3 separate regions of the Homo sapiens genome follow, and regions 2 and 3 are each linked to region 1. Evidence: chromatin loops called from intact Hi-C (ENCODE). Cell type or tissue: Caco-2. All regions are shown on one strand. Each heading gives the region's core, and the rest is flanking DNA. Links, peaks and the distances in the headings are about the cores only.

Region 1 (5,361 bases), core at 1,358-3,857:
ACCCCGTCTCAACTAAAAATACAAAAAATTAGCCGGGTGTGGTGGTGGGCGCCTGTAGTCCCAGCTACTCAAGAGGCTGAGGCAGGAGAATGGCGTGAACCCGGGAGGCGGAGCTTGCAGTGAGCTGAGATCGCGCCACTGCACTCCAGCCTGGGTGACAGAGCGAGACTCCGTCTCAAAAAAAAAAAAAAAAAAAGAAAGAAAAGAAGTTACTTAACTTTCCTGACTCAAACGTTCTGGAGATTATTCAAGTTGGATACAACTTTAGAAATTATTCTTTTTATTTTTTGAGGTGGAGTCTCACTCTGTTGCCAGGCTGGAGTGCAGTGGCGTGATTTCAGCTCACTGCAACCTCTGCCTGCCCGGTCAACATAGGGATCATCCACAAGAAGTGGTCGTGCAACCTCTCTTGAGCACACTCAGAGATGGGCGTTTGTTGCTTTGTAAGCCACCTATTCCACTGGAGAATTATTACAATCGATTATCACACTGTTACTTTACCAACACCTATGCCTCTAACTTGGTCATCTTCATCCTTTTGAGACATTCAGGTAAACACGGAAGATCTAATAACCTAAAAGCACTGTAGGAGATGGCATGGTCGTCAGGTAAGGCCTGGGAGAAGTGGGCAGCAGTCTCAATATTTCCCCAGCACCCTCCAGCAGCTGCCCTCTCATCAATTGTCCTCCATGTTACCAGCTCATTTTCTCTTATTCTCTCTGTTTTCTTAGTGTCATCCACAGACACTAAACTATGTGTCACTACATTAAAATTCCTTTTCATAAGTGCTCAGTTTTTCCTCTTCCTCTTCCCTTCTTTACAGATCATAGCCCTCTGTGCTACAATAAAGAGATACTAAAATACAATTAACTTAAATATGATGGTTTCTTTCTGTCTCACGGAGCAGTCTAGTGCCAGTCTTGGCTAGCAGAGCAACTCTTCTGCTCCACAAGCTCACTCAGGGACCCAGGTTTCTTTCCTTTCATACTTCTTGGTGGTCCAAGCTGAGCTAACACAGTCAGCATTCCAGAACACAAGGAGCCCGAGGAGAGACTCCAAAGGCACTGCTTTTGATTTGGGTAGGCAAAGCTGGAACTGCACATGTCAATTCCACTCACCTCCATTGGTGAGAGTGGAGTCACAAGGCCCTGCCTCACCACCGGAAAGGCTGGGAAATGTAGTTTCCAGTGGGATGGATGCATGTCCAGGAAGAAAGGGCAAAGAGACGTTGGAGCTTTGGAGGAACAGTTACCAGTATGCCACACCACATTTTCTATATACTTTTTCCTTCTTTTTCTTTCCTTTCTCGCTTCTTTATTTTCCTTATCCCTTTCTCTTTTCTTTCTCTCTGGACTAGCCATAATATGGAAAGTGTATGTATGTGTATATATCTACATAAACACACACAGTATGTATAGAGAGAGCATATATATATATATATTTATGTATATATACAGTCATATAGATATATATATGCTTTTTCTGTATACACATACACACACACACACACACACACACACACACACGCTGAATTGGAAGAGCCTGAGAGGCACCTGCAGCCTGCGGAGAGGAAATGCCACCCACACAGTACTTCCCTGAGTCCATTCTTTCTCTGCTCCTCGGCCTGTGGTTTTGTCTTTCATGCAGGCCTCCCTTCCCCACAGATCCCAGGTGCAAAGAAGGTGGGACTTCTGTCAGTTCTAAGCTGTGTGCTCAGCTTGTGAGTGAATGGGCTCAAGACTCACACTGTGACAGGAGGGAAGGAGCACAAAGGGAAGAATCATCCCTCCCTCTGCACTCACTCTCTGCATTGTCACTGGCGGGCTTGATCCCCTGCCATTCATCCTAACAGCAGCCAGGCTCAACCATCTGACAGAATCTGCTCATGCTCTTATGAGCCTAATCCCTTGGGTCAAAGAGGCAGTTCCTATCACTGAAATATCAGAAACGAAATAGACCAGGAATTGCCAAAGAGAGGGATTATAGAATCCAACTTGGAAATTCAGGCAGTGGGAAAGAAGTTAGTCACGTTCCAGCTATTATGCATGCAACAAATGTCTGATATTTTTTAAAATTTGTTTTGGAGGGTGGTAGGGAATGGAGTACAAAGATGATTTCTTTTTAAATTCTTCAAAATGTTACCTTCATAAAGAATGAACAAATGTCAGGGACAGGCACATCTTGGACTGAACTTCAAGTGAACTGATGGCAGGCCTCACCGTTCTGAAAATATAAAAATTGAAAGCTGCCAGGGCTCAGAGCAGACCATGCATTTGCATCCTATTTAAATAATGTGCAAGAATCTTTGGTTGAATGAGGAGTTTTTAGCCTTGTCAGAGAACTTTGGAAGTACTTAGAATGGAACTGCCAAGGATACCCATGGGCCATGTCACGCGACAGCTTGAAACCAGCCCAAATGCCCTCAAGGAGACATTCCCAAACCTGCGAGAGAAGAGCCTTCTGCATTTCCACGGCAAGCAAGGTACACCTGTCAGAAACTTTCTCTAGGTGCATCTGGTCTAAAGAGTAGTACTTTCTGGTGCTTGAATTATGAGACAGAATCTCCTCTTGCCATCTGCCAGGGTAGTTCAGCTGCTGAGATTCACATTTTTGCCAAACAGTTCCTACAGTCTAGGGCCTAGGGTTCTGCCCTGGTATGTTCTCTATCTGCACTGATATCCTGGGTTTACCTACAGGGAACCAAAGGTCACTCAAAGCCCTGAAAGATAACAGAATAAGTGTGTGTAAAGAAAATCACACACCATAACCATCATGTAGTGTATGCTCAGTCAACATTCACTGAGAGAGTTAAAAGGAAAACTAGAGAATCCTGTCTTTGAAAAAGTATGATCCTCTTGGGTCAGTGGCCAGGCCATATGGAACTCTACAAAGCGGAATTAATTCTACATACTAGATATACAAAGCAACCATTTATTATTACCAAATTCAACTTGTAACCTGAGATAAGGTCATCTGGATGACCCAGGTAGGGGAAAAACATAGAAGAATTACTGTCAATTCTGATGTGTATTAAAGGCAATGTTGTTTTGTTTTGTGTATACCCTGATCACTGCATAACCCACACCTCCTCAAACGGTTTGGAAAACTTCCTGATGAATTGGCCCCCACGCATCAGGACTGAAGAAAAGTTTTCTGTTAGGAGTGTTAGGAGTGTGCCTGGAAGAAAAAGAACACCCCTTGTCTATAGAGATAAATCATTTCCATCAATAAATGGACTTTGGTGGCAGATTAAAGATGGCTTCAAATTATAGGACACTCCTGCTATTGAGCAATGGCCTCTATTTCCCCTTCTCTGAGTTGAGGTGGCCTGTGGCTACTTTGACCAGTAGAGCGTGGTGGAAGTGATGCTATGCTACTTTGGGGACTGGCAGGTCCTGCCTTGGTCTTCAGGCCCTGAGCTGCCCTGTGAAAGATCCAACTACACTGCTAGAGAGACACTTTGGGGCTCAAAGAGAGGCAGAAGGACCAGGTGAGCCCAGCAGTCCAGCTGTCCCACCAAGGCCCCAGGTGAATGAGTGAAGCCGTCAGATGCTCCAGGCCAGTCCAGCTGCCAGCTGAACGCCACTGAATGACCCCAGCCAATGCCACATGGAGCAGAACAATTGACCAGCCAATTCCTGCTCAATGTCTTCACCCACAAAGGACTCATAAAGACTGGCTATAGTTTTAAATCCATTAAGTTTTAAAGTTTTCACACAGCCATAGATAACCTGAAAACCATATGTATGGTTATAAAATTGAATTAGCATGAAGTGATAAATTATGAATCTCCTACAGCCATAGGGACCATCTTTTTCTATTTTCAGAGCAGGGGATGATCTGGTGGGTTTGAGAGAGGCAGAGACAAACTGTTCTAGAAAGTTGGAGATATTGGATCACCAAAACTAAAATAAATAGCATTGAGTTCAGGCACCCAGTGAGGAAGTACTGCTCCAGGAGCAGACCTAGGTCTTGCTGTGTCCCTCTGTGACTGCAGCAGGCTCCGCCCCCCTCCACACTCCCTCGGGCTTGCAGTTCCTCCTGGCTCCCTGGAATATCAGCATCCGCAGTCCTTCTTTAAGAGGCAGCCAGCAGGAACGCCTCCCTTGCTTCTGCGCCTCCCTTGATGGGGAGGAGCCACCAAGGCTACCAGCTGCTGGCCTCCTGAGTGACAAAACCAGCAGCCATATTAGAGTGAAGAGGCCTGGTTGTGGAGGGCTGTGCGCTCAGCGTGGAATTATAGCAGTTCATTTTCTAAAGTGCCACGAGACCTGGGGATGAACCTTCCGAGAGAAGGGAAAACCACAACAGCAGTCCCCTCGTAGAGATGCAATTCATCATGGGCAGGACGGCTGGGTCTGTCAACAGGAAGGGCTCTTTTCCCTGTGACGCACAAAAGCAATCCCACGGGCTCTGTGTTGCAGCAAGAGGACCCTGAACTCCCTCAGACACCCTGGCTGTGTGCAGGGAGCCTCCGAAATCCAGAGACGGGAGGCATGCATCGCCATGTGAGCACCGAGCGGAGGCATAATGGGACTCCAGTTCCTATGCCCCCACCATATTTTCTCTCTAATTAAGAGTGGGGATAGTTTGTGGTGAGGGTAGTTTGCAGTGGGAGTGAGACCCATTTATTTTGTTTCTTGTTATTTTTTCATTGAGATGTAACTTAGAAGTAGTCTCAGGAATAAGAGGGACACTTTTGCTTCCTGGTAAACAGAGGCTAGCAGTCTACTAATAACCTGGCTAAGAGACCAGGCAAGGTAGCAGCTGCCATCCTGAACACCACTGCATCAGCTCAGCCACCTCCCAGGAGTGAGTCCAGCCAGGAGTGAGACCTTGTGACCCCACAGAGCCCACAATACCCCACAATGGAGCAGGGAGCACCAGCCGGAACTCACCCCTGCTGCCATTCCTCCTCCTACCAGCAAGCCTCTAGCGACATCTCTGAACATGGTCTCTCCCTGCTCACACTCAGCTATGCAGAGCGGGAAAAGGTACAACCTTCAGAACGTTCTGCTTAGCTACTACGCTCTAACCCGGTGGATAAAGGATAACCAGCATCCCCTGTCAGGACACAGGGAGCTGTCCTGCAGAGCTGGCTCTACATCAGATCTGATCTGAATGCACTTGTTCTAAAACGCTTCATCAAAAGATTAACTGCATGCTCTTCCTTCAGCGTTTCCTGTCCAAAACAAGCACTGGGGATTCTGAGGAACCTCTGAGGAGCACCCTGCCTTTACTTGCAGTTCTTCCAGAGGTATCTGAGTTTCCATATTGTCTTTCTTTCCCACGTCCCCTTCCCATCCCTGGGCATAAACACAGAGTTTAAGGTTTGTTATGTCTTGTGTTCAGAAAGCCTTT
Region 2 (5,361 bases), core at 1,309-3,808, 57 kb before region 1:
GACATGAAGGGACACCCTGATCCTACTAATGCAACAACCAAAACTCAGTAGACAAGTACAACCAAAGACCTATAGCCTAGAGTAGACTCAGACAGGCATGGGAGCTACCACTGTAGACCTCCAGGGCTTAGGACCCTTCTCTCCCTCTCTACTCTCCATCAGGAAAATGCTAAGTCACAGTAATTCTCGGGGACTCACTCTTATTCTTCCACCACATCCCGCTCAATCCCAGAAATTACTCCCTAACTTGGGCACCATCATCTGTGTCCTGCCTGCTTCTGCTTGCAGTGTGCTGTGGAAACTGTTGCAGTCCCCAGGATCTCAGCCCACAGGGAAGAAAGCAGACCACCAGCTGTCTCTTGGCTTTGAGAAAAGTCACTGATTGTGGCTCTCTGCTTACAGATGAATTTTGGGTTGCCTTTAACCTCTGTGGTTGCCTCTAATAAATCAACTGTCAGGCATTGTGCCCTGACGTGCACTGGTCTCCCAGATTGCCGAGACCTAATACAGGCTCTGATTTTCTGTGGTGGGATCTATTCCATGGCAAGAGTGGGGGAAAAGGGGAGATGTGAAGAAGTTTGAGTTGTTGTAGGTTTCAGGGCAGCAGATACATTGAGTGGCCTGCTTATTTTGTCTTGGGACACAGAGGCGATGGAGGGCTTCTGTTTCTCAGACTTAATATCTACATTTTACACAGGGTTGAAAATAGCCTTACTTGACATAAACTAAAGTTCAAACAAGGAGCCAGGCAGCAACAATTCTGGGAATTTTTCCTAAGCTGTGCAGACACAGAATGACTTCTTTTGGAATTTGATGAGAAATAGAGGAACTAGAAACCAATGGTATGAAAATATCACCAACCCTGAAGATTAATGCTGCAACAGAGCTGTCATCCTCTGAGAATCTGTAGAACTGGGCTTGAATCCCAGCTTGGCCACTAACCTCAGCTGGGCTCTCTGCATTTCTTGATGATCCCTTTATACCCAGTGACTTCTCTCCTTAAGTCCATTACTAGACCCCACTCCACACTTGCAGCACCGCAAACTTGATTCTACTTTCTTAAAAAATGAAGCCCTTGAGAATAAAATCTTCAACTTCCTACCCCCTCCACTACCACACTCCTTCAAATTTATCAACTCTTTCTTTATGTTCAGCTTCTCACCTTTGGGGTCGGTAGACGAGGTGTCCCTTTTTGGTTCCCAGTTCCCTAGTGCTTGTGGCTCTTGATGCCATCCTTCCCTGCTCCCGTAGAAATTTATTTCAACAACTGCCTCCTTCTTTACTGTGTCTACAACCTTTTATTCTCTCCTGGCTCTTTGCCCTCTGCTAACAAACATGCCTAAGTCTCTCCCCTCTTCATAAAATCCCTCTGTTGACTCTAAGTCCTCTTCCAACCAACAACCAGTCTCTCATCTTCCTGAAAAAAATCTTGTTTCTGGAATAGATGCCTACACTCATTGTCTCCACCACTTCACAACCTAATGACTCCTCAACCCACTTTCAGTCTGATCTTCCTCACTGGTCCATTTAGGTGGCCCTCGTCAAGGTCAATATGGGGCCAGGCTCATTCTGCCACACCCGTTATGTTTGTCAGCCCTTTGTTCTCAGAAATCGTTTCTGCATTTAACATTGTGATCAAGGATATCTACTCACTTGCTGTCTGTGGGACTTCTCTTTTGGTTTGGCTTGTACCTCTCCAGTGATCTCTCTTTGTTCATAGAAGACACCTCAACCTCCCCCTTAAATATGCTCTCCTCAAAAATAAGGACTTCATCCATTATTATTCTTTCGGTAAATTTTTTTTTTTTTTTTTTTTTTTTTTTTTGAGATGGAGTCTCGCTCTGTCGCCCAGGCTGGAGTGCAGTGGCACGATCTTGGCTCACTGCAAGCTCCAACTCCTGGGTTCATGCCATTCTCCTGCCTCAGCCTCCCAAGTGGCTGGGACTTCAGGTGCCCGCCACCGCATCTGGCTAATTTTTTGTATTTTTAGTAGAGATGGGGTTTCACCGTGTTAGCCAGGATGGTCTCGATCTGACCTCGTGATCCACCCGTCTCCGCCTCCCAAAGTGCTGGGATTACAGGTGTGAGCCACCGTGCCCAGCCGGTAAATGTTTTTTGAAAGGTCTTACTAACTCCCTGTATTAAGGACTCCATGCATGTTGAGATCATTCTCTCCAGCCCTAATCTCTTTTCGGAGAGCACTCTTGCCCTCCAGCTGCCTCTGGTCATAGCAGAACTATCCTTTCTCCCTGACTTTCTCATCCTGTTTCTTGTTCCTCTATCATCCCACTTTCTCAACCCATAATTCTACCATCCATCTTGTCACCCATGTGAGAAACTCGAAATCATCCTATACTCCTTTTTCTTCCCCATCCTCCACATCTAATCAAGTCCAGCTTACTTTGCCTCTTAAAGGGCTTTCAAATCTGTCCCTCTTCTCTCCACTTCTGCTTCAGCTGCCCTCATTCAGATCCTCATGAGGTCTTACACAGCTCATTGACATCAGCTACCTTTTGAAATCCTTCTTTCCATATTAGTCCTTCAAAATCCACTCCCCAAATGAAAGCAGAATGTTCCAATTAAATGTAAACATGTTACTCCCCTGCTTAACCTTCAATGACTCTCTGTTATCTATAAAAATAACTCCAATCTCTTTGCCAAGGCATAAAAGGCTTATCTAATCTCATCTCCTGACACTCCCCATTCTTGTGCTATGTGTTCCCATGTTGTCAGACTGCTGGTGATTCCCCCATACTCACCTTTGTCTTGCACACCTGTGCTTTTGCACCGAATGAGATCTTTTTCCCTTTGACTGCCTGGCTAACTCATTCTCCTCCAGAAGAAAATTCAAGCTTCATCTTCTCTGAGACATTTCCTCCAAATCTGCAGGTTGGACTCAGTGGTCTCCTCTGCCCTCACAGTCTCTCAGTGTTAATATCTGCCTCTCTCTCTCACTTACTTTCCCTGCCACCTTATATCTACCTGTTTCGTGGATGTGTTTGTCTCTCTCACAATATGATAGGCTGCTTAAGAACAGGGACTAATTCATCATTGTAGTCTAGTAATGAGCATATGGTCTAGGCACAGGAGGCACTTGATAGATGTTTAAATGGAACAGAACTATCTGAGTGACCCTTAGACAGTCTCCTCCCCTACCCGGGCCTCCGATTCTTCATCTGTAAATGAGAAGGGCTGAATTACATGTTCTCCATTAAAAGGTTTCTTTCTTCTATAACATCCTGTGGTTTTGTGTGATTCTGAGCAGGGAAGTGTTGGCAGGGCAGAGTTGTCTAAATGCCTTCTTTTTTAGCCTACGGCTTCTGTAGTAAATTTTTTAAAAAGCAGATTTAAAAATAGAACATAAAATAGCTGACACTTGCCATGTGCTGCTTGGTGTAGGCACTGCTGAAGACCCTTTGAATGTAATAACTTATTTGATATTCATACCTACCCTATGAGAGGGTATTATTGTTATCCTCCTTTTCATTTGGGGAAACTGAGGTACAGGGTAACCTTACTAAGGTTACCTGAGTAGAAAAAGGCAGAGTGCAGGCCTGAATGTCTGGCATGAGAGCCTGCACTCATAACAATTAAACTATAATACATATATAGACACATAGATTCAGAGATGCACAGACAGATTGATTGCCATGACTAAGAGAGAAGGGGAGTTACAAACCCCCTCCTCCCTCTGTTACTCACTCTCTGATGCCCACGTGGAGCCTGACTTAGCTCAGCACCTGGAAAAGCAGTTGCCTAGTGGTATTTAAGCCACCCGTAGCCTTCTAGGCATCGTGTTGGCAAAAAAAGGAAGAGTTTGTAAAATTGGACTTTACAAGGAGTCTTTGGGCATAATGAATTCCTCCTGCATTTGTCATCATAGTGCTAATTAGGCTACATTTTGTGGGCTTTAAAGTGGCTCTGGCCAGAATTTCCTAGATATTTTATCGTAATTTAGCATTAGTCAGGCTTGAGTTAATGGACACAGGTGGCTTTATTCACCCCGGTTTGGGCCTCGTCATTGCTATTACATCTTTTGATATTCATCCTCGTGACACTAATCAGCAAGTATTGATTTAGACATTGTACATTTCCATAGGAATTCCATTTTAATTCAACATTAGAGTGCCATTAAAATGTAAAGGAAAGGGCACATGAAAGTCACCTTAAAGCACTGCTGTCTTAGGAAATCTGCTGGGTTTAACCATTCTGCCATCTCCACTTGGGGTAGGACAAACGCCCAGGCACGAGGGAGGGAGTAGCCTTCCTTTTGATTCATCCTGAGGGCCGGTAGCTGCTTTATGGCCCATTGGCCAGCGTTTGGAGAGTGGTGATGACAGTGGCTTGGGATGTGGGGGGGACACATTCTTTTGTCTCTGCCCACTGAGGATTCTGGTGGAGCCGGCATCCGCTCACAGCATCCTCACAGCAAGACAGCAGTGGGGAAGGAGGGGGTTGATAGGGGAATGGATAAGTAAGTCCAGCCTGATAGTTGGACAGAGAGAATGGAGTGGGGATGCAAATGCTTTCTCATCTGGAATCTTCCCTGCCCCCAAAAGTAAGGAATCTCAAGGAGGTTCATGGGATTCAACTGTGTCTTAAAAGTCCTGTGTTTCCTCTCTATTCTCTCTCTGTAAAACTGTATTAGTCAGGATTCTCTAGAGAAACAGAACTAACAGGGTGTGTGTGTGTGTATGTGTGTGTGTTAAGATATTTATTATAAGGAAATTACTCATGTGGTTATGGAGGTTGAGAAATCCCAATATCTGTAGCTGGCAAGCTGGAGTGTCAGAAGAGCCAATGGTGTAAGTTCCAGTCTGAAAACCCGGGCTCAACAACCAGGAAGAGCCAATGCTTCAGTTTGAGTCCAAAGGCGGGAAAAGGCTGACATCTCAGCTCAAGCAGTCAGGCAGGAGGAGGTCCCTCTTACTCACAAGTAGGTCGGTGTTTTTGTTCTATTCAGGCCTTCAGTTGATTGGATGAGGATGCCTACATTGGGGAGGGCAATCTGCTCTACTCAGTCCACTAATTCAAATGCTCATCTCATCCAGAAACACCCTCATAGTCACACCCAGAATCATTTTTGACCAGATATCTGGGGACACTGTGACCCAGTGAGGTTTACCCATAAAATGAACAATCACAGAGACCAACAGACAGGCTTTCTTGGCTTGTTTACCCCTTCTATGTCCTCATATCCTTGGCTTGCCCAGATCATATTGTCAGCACGCTTCCCTTTCCATGAGGTATTCTCCCCTGGGCTCAGGAATGTTAAACATTGCTGTCAGAAACCAGAAGCTAGCAGGGAGGTAAGAAACAGATTTTCCCTCAAAGCCTCCAAAAAGGAACCAACCCTGCACA
Region 3 (5,361 bases), core at 1,309-3,808, 100 kb before region 1:
GGGATGAGTATAAGAGCCAACATTTTGGAAGCTATAATATGACTGAATGATGAGAGTTTGTAGCATTGCACTGTATTTCCACTTTCAGTAATTTTATATGTGGCTTATTTTGAGCTCAGACCACATTTATTGTACTTTAGGTCAATTTAAGAAAAATTTTCTTAGATCAAAATCAACCATATTTGCAACATGAAATGAAGTCATCCTATTCCTTGGCCACTATTACACAAATGCTAAAGCATACAGAACTCAGAGCTTAGTGCCCTGTTTCTGGAGAACAGTCAGCCATAGGGAATGTAGGTGAGGGCTGAGGGATATACCGACACCCCTCACAATGGGTGTGGAGGCTTGGAGGTCAGGCAAGCGGTAAAACATGGTGCTTTATAACATAGGCCTGGAGCAAGACCAGAGTCAAATCTCACTTTTGCCGGTTCTAGACCTATGACTTTGGAAAAATTGTTGAACAACTGTAAAGCCCAATCTTATATCTCATGGGCTTATTCTGAACATAAATTAAAATCCTAGTCTATACCTGGCATATAGTAAACACTCAGTGATGGGTGTTATACTGGTGGTAGTTTTTAATGATGGAAGAAAAGTTAGATTTTCTGTTCTTTCTCATTGCTCTACCTGTATCCCATCCTAGTGTGCTTTTGCTCATCTATCCACCCTAACTAGGCAAAACTCACTCTTGGAATCTGCATTGGCATAGTGTAGTAGGTATGAGTCTCAGCTCTACAGCAAACCACCAGAGTTTACTATGAGGCCTTGGGCAATTCATTGAACTTCTCTGTGCCTCAGTTTCCTTAACTAAAGATAGGTAGGATAGGAAAATCTACTTCACACTATTATATAAGGATCAGATTAATCAGTACATGTAAAACTTTGGGGGCATGCTTGACACACAGTAGTCTCCCTCTCTACCCAAGTAAATGTTAGCTAATTCTCATTTTCTCTCACTTTCTGAAACACCAGAGAGTCTTCCTCCAAAGTGTGCTTTTCCTCTTTGCAGGCTCCTGCTGTTAACCTCTGTGTACTGAGAAGACCTATCCATGAGCCACGGCAGAGGTCAGGAAAGGTGGAGAGAGTATGAAGGGCACAGTCTCAGACCCCTGCAATACACAGAAGCCAGGGGTCAAGGCAGAGTCAGAAATGCAGTATGAGGCAACACCCGGAAGTCAAGAGAGGTTTCAGATAAACACTCAAGGGGACAAAAGCAGACACAACAGGCAGGACATCTGAAACCTTGAGACTGAGGCATAGCCACCCAAGGAAGAAAGCATTTTTGGGCAAGTTCTGTTTTTAGAGATTTTTCCAGGGCAAGGTCCCAAAAAGCAGCTCTATAACCATGCACAAGAGACGGAGCTTATGAATTCATTTTTTCTAATAAATACATGCTTAGTGCTTGCTATGAGCCAGGCACTGTTCTAAGGACAGGACATTTAGCAGTGGGTCAAGAAGGCAAAACTCCTTGCTCTCATGGAGTTTATATTCTGGTCAATTTTAAAAATAAGTTACTTGCACATGTCGGATAAATTTCCAAGGGTAAACTCCGAATAAAGGCTGAATTCTAAAGAAGAAAGGCAGTGGGTTAATGTTTAATTTACCTGTGCCACACACCTTCACCCCAGTCAATGTATTCTGTCTCACCCAAGACTAAATATTGTAACGGGACATTATTTTAGGTGTAATCCTGGATCTTCTCCAATTTATACCTAAAATAAACAGCTCACTTGCAAAGATGCGTACTTTCTCATTAGTAACAGAATTTTATCTTCACCTATCTCCGATCTCCTCCCACTAGGGGGTGAGTTTGGACGCAAGGTCTTAGGTCTTTTGATGTAACTTCTCACTGCTCTTGGCAGATCCTGAAAGATTAGAGACCTAGTAAAGATATCTCAGGTGATAGAGACCCTACATTTAGCTTTGGAGAAGTTAAGGGACCTGCAGAGTTGTGGAGGTTTGAGGTACCTCTTCTCCCCAACCTGGGCACTAATCACAGACTCATTCCAAAGCAGCTTTTCCCCATGGCTGGTGCCTGTGCTGAGAGGCCCAAAGCCAGCCCGTCTGCCCAGGTGCTGACCAAGCACTTTTCTGCCCAAGTTTGGAGCTGCCTTCTCAGCATGGTGATGTCACTGCTGCCTCAGTCTGACCACTGGCTCCCCAGAATCTCAAAATGATAGTGTGACTCTGTTCTGGTCTTTCGTGGAGCTGGTAGGAATTTCTGTTGTTTCTTGGTTATTATGGAAACCACTTCCACAAATAAATATTTAGATAAGGATGAGGAACAAACCCCCTCAAAAATTGCGTGTGTTTTATGTAGTGCTGAAAGTCTTTAGCTATAGTACAGAGTACAAGTTAACAGGCAATGGCCACGCCTCTCCAGAAGGAATGTAGGAATGTTCTTTCTCTCTGACCATGTATGTTCCTTTACCATCCACTCTCCATTCCTAACTTCTCCTTTCCTTCCCTTCTCCTTCCCAATTATTTTCTTATTGTTCCTTTGTTCTTTTTCTCTTTACATTTTCTCTCTCTTATTTGTCCTCCTGGCATCTGGTCTACCATCCTCTTGTCTCTCTCCTCTTCTTTCCTTTTCTTCTAATCTGTCTCCCCTTCTCTCATTATAAAAGAGTATTCAGACAACTAAATCTGTGCCTGGTTTTGGTCTGTTCTTGTCCTCGAGACCATGAGTGACAGAAGACTCTGTCCTTGGCCGCCCGTCACACCATAGGCCTGTGGCCAAGCCCCACTTCCGGTGCTTGCTGGAGAGCTGCTGAGAAGTCCTCCTGGCCAGGGCACAGATGGTGGGTGATGGAGTCCGGATGCCGAGACTTAGGGCGGGTCAAAACAATGATCACTCAAGTGTAAACTGTGCTAATTGCTGGGGACAAAGGGAGAGGCAGGCCCCAGTGGAGTACATTAGGGTGGAGTACCAAAAGCAAGGGATGGCTTCTATGGTCACAGATTAATATCAAGGGTTCTGGCCTAAGCTTCTAGGCTGCCTTTGTTTTCATTCTCATTTTATCGATGTAGAGGCTGCGCCATTTTACCCCAGCATGTAAAAGTTTATTTTGATCATTTATGGACCATTTCCCAATGTTGGAGATATTTTTCTAGCAAGACATCTCACTTAAAGCATAATAAACAGACAGACAGATAGACAATAGATATGTAATACATACAGATGCACACACAAATATAAATACAGAGAAATAAGCATACAGTTTACTATATATACACCTACCTATATATGCATTTTATTGTAAAATAAAGCAGAGAAACAGAACAGTACAAGACAAATGTGTAGCTTAGTGAATTATCATAAAGGAAACACTCCTAAATCCATCCAGATCAAGAAAGAGAGCCTTGGCAGCCACCTGAGGGGCCCCCTCCACACACCTCATTGCAGTCACAGCACCATTTCTCACTCTAGCCCTTGTGTTTATAGCTTTATCACCCAAGTGTGCATTCCTATATGTTGTAGTTTAATCTTGCACATTTTTAAAAGCATGATTTGTCTTTTACATTCTCTTTGATCTGAAGTTTCTTTCTGTCTTGCTCTTTTTCTTGCAACTTATCTGTTGATGAACCTTGCATTTGACCTGCCATCTAGCTTTTGCTGAACGCTCCTTTGTCCTCTGGGTTTCCTGCAAATTGGCAGCTAGAATGTGAATCTTGACCAGACTCAGATATGATCCCCCTGGCAAGACAGTGGTGGTGTGTTCTTTTATCAAAGCATTATGTCTGGTTTTCACTCTTCTTTTATTTGGTGTCAGTAGCCATTGATGCTCAATTCTTAGATTCATCAATTCATAGGGAGTTGGTGACATCTTAATGTATTATTTCATTTTTCTTCTAATAGCTGGACTAATTGTGTAAGGAAACACTTTTCCTCATCCAATATTTTGTTACTCAGTAGTACAGCTCATATAGGAAAGACAGGATAAATGCTTGAATCAAGATTATGAATTGGTTTCCTGTCACCCTCTGAAGGTGATCAATTGCAAATATCATTATACGTCTGTGGATTTAGAAATATTTGATAGGTTTTAATTCATTGCAATCCTTTGCCTTATTGAATCTCAAATTGTCCCCTCTTTGGCAACTGAGAACCTTTTCAAGTCGGTTCCCAAGTCCTTTTCACGACTCTAATAGTCTCTCACAGTGTCTGGTACAGCAAGATATTTCAGACTCATTTTGCATATTTTCTTGAGAATCCCTGCTTTTGTTTGCTTATTTTAAAATGAGAAACTGTATTTCAAAACCACAAGGGCATCAGAGATACTGATTGCTACTGGGTTGTATATACAGAATATGTGCATATACATGTGTTATAGGTAAATAGATGACAGATAGCTGTAATCTCCTATAAACATATATAATGAATTTCTATATTCATACTGATATTTTCAGTTCAAACTCATAACTACATGGTATTCTCTCAACTTCTTCTAAATTACATATGTATCTTCTCCCATTCATTTTTACAATCTTGGTTCTCAAGGATACCAGGAATGGTGGAATTAGAATGTCCCTTAATTATTTATTTGCTTACTACACATACAAGAGTCTCAGAATAATAGTATTATTCTACCTCCATGGATTATTATTACTCAAGGCAGAAAAAAAATTTTTATATATGTTGTCCTCAATGTCCCACTTATCTTGTATTGTACTATATTTACATTGTCAAAGCATATATCCACTCCATACTAAGATCTCTCCTGCTTTATGCTTATGTAACCTCTTTTCTACAAGTACATACATATTTAATGATCACTACTAATTCTCCTATTTCTCTCTAGTTGTTTTGGTGGCCTGAAGCTCATTCTCTAGTAACTTCCTTAAGAAGGGGCCATGGGAACAGAATTCTCTGATTCTTGAGGTTGACAATAGTGTATTTGCACATTTATACTTAAAGCTTAGTTTATAAAAATAGAAAACAATTTTCTTTCATTGAGTAAAATGACTCTATTTTCTTCTGGTGTATAAGTCTGATAAAAAGTCTGATGATAAAATAATTTTTTAATCCCTCTCAGGAATCCGCTTTTTTTGCCTAGAAGCTTGTATAATTAAAAAAAAAACTTTAGTAATATTATTAGAATACATCTTTGTAATCATCATTCTGTGTCGATATTCTCAGGTACATTGTGTACTTTTTCAATATATGGCTTCAAATGCTTTTTTATTTTAGGAATTTTCAAGAAACATTTGTTCTTTTCTCTTGTTTTGGTTTTCTTCTTCAGAAACACCTAACATTGGTGTGTTGGGTCTTCTTTAGCTATCTTTAATATTTGTCACTTTCTCTCAAATACTTTTAATCTCTTCATTTCTTTCTGATTTAAGCTTTTTTCCTTTTTA

Evidence for each region. A loop is a pair of places that touch in the nucleus more often than their neighbours do. Peaks named below come from ENCODE experiments on the same cell type or tissue, not always from the same donor. Only the 100,000 strongest peaks of a DNase experiment are listed, where the experiment ranks them.
Region 2: it touches region 1 in a loop (9-fold over the local background); 1 of 110 quality-filtered maps calls a loop at or near these places.
Region 3: a loop joins it to region 1, with 9 times the contacts of the local background. A loop is called at or near these places in 1 of 110 quality-filtered maps.

The regions. Positions count from the first base shown.
Region 1 is chr12:5,200,813-5,206,173 of GRCh38, reverse strand. All of the region lies in intron 4 of LOC105369617 (a long non-coding RNA gene), which reads right to left. LOC105369616 (a long non-coding RNA gene) reads left to right here. Exons shown (of 3, transcript XR_931575.4): 1 at 1-4,508; 2 at 5,177-5,257. Among named protein-coding and RNA genes, the nearest start is that of LINC02443, 40 kb to the left of the region's middle. In Caco-2, for the core only: no CTCF peak of the experiment used is centred there; DNase peaks (open chromatin) are centred at 2,675 and 2,822.
Region 2 is chr12:5,258,149-5,263,509 of GRCh38, reverse strand. All of the region lies in intron 4 of LOC105369617 (a long non-coding RNA gene), which reads right to left. Among named protein-coding and RNA genes, the nearest start is that of LINC02443, 18 kb to the right of the region's middle. In Caco-2, for the core only: no CTCF peak of the experiment used is centred there; a DNase peak (open chromatin) is centred at 2,739.
Region 3 is chr12:5,303,069-5,308,429 of GRCh38, reverse strand. All of the region lies in intron 7 of LOC105369617 (a long non-coding RNA gene), which reads right to left. Among named protein-coding and RNA genes, the nearest start is that of LINC02443, 63 kb to the right of the region's middle. In Caco-2, for the core only: no CTCF peak of the experiment used is centred there; DNase peaks (open chromatin) are centred at 2,075, 2,379 and 2,793.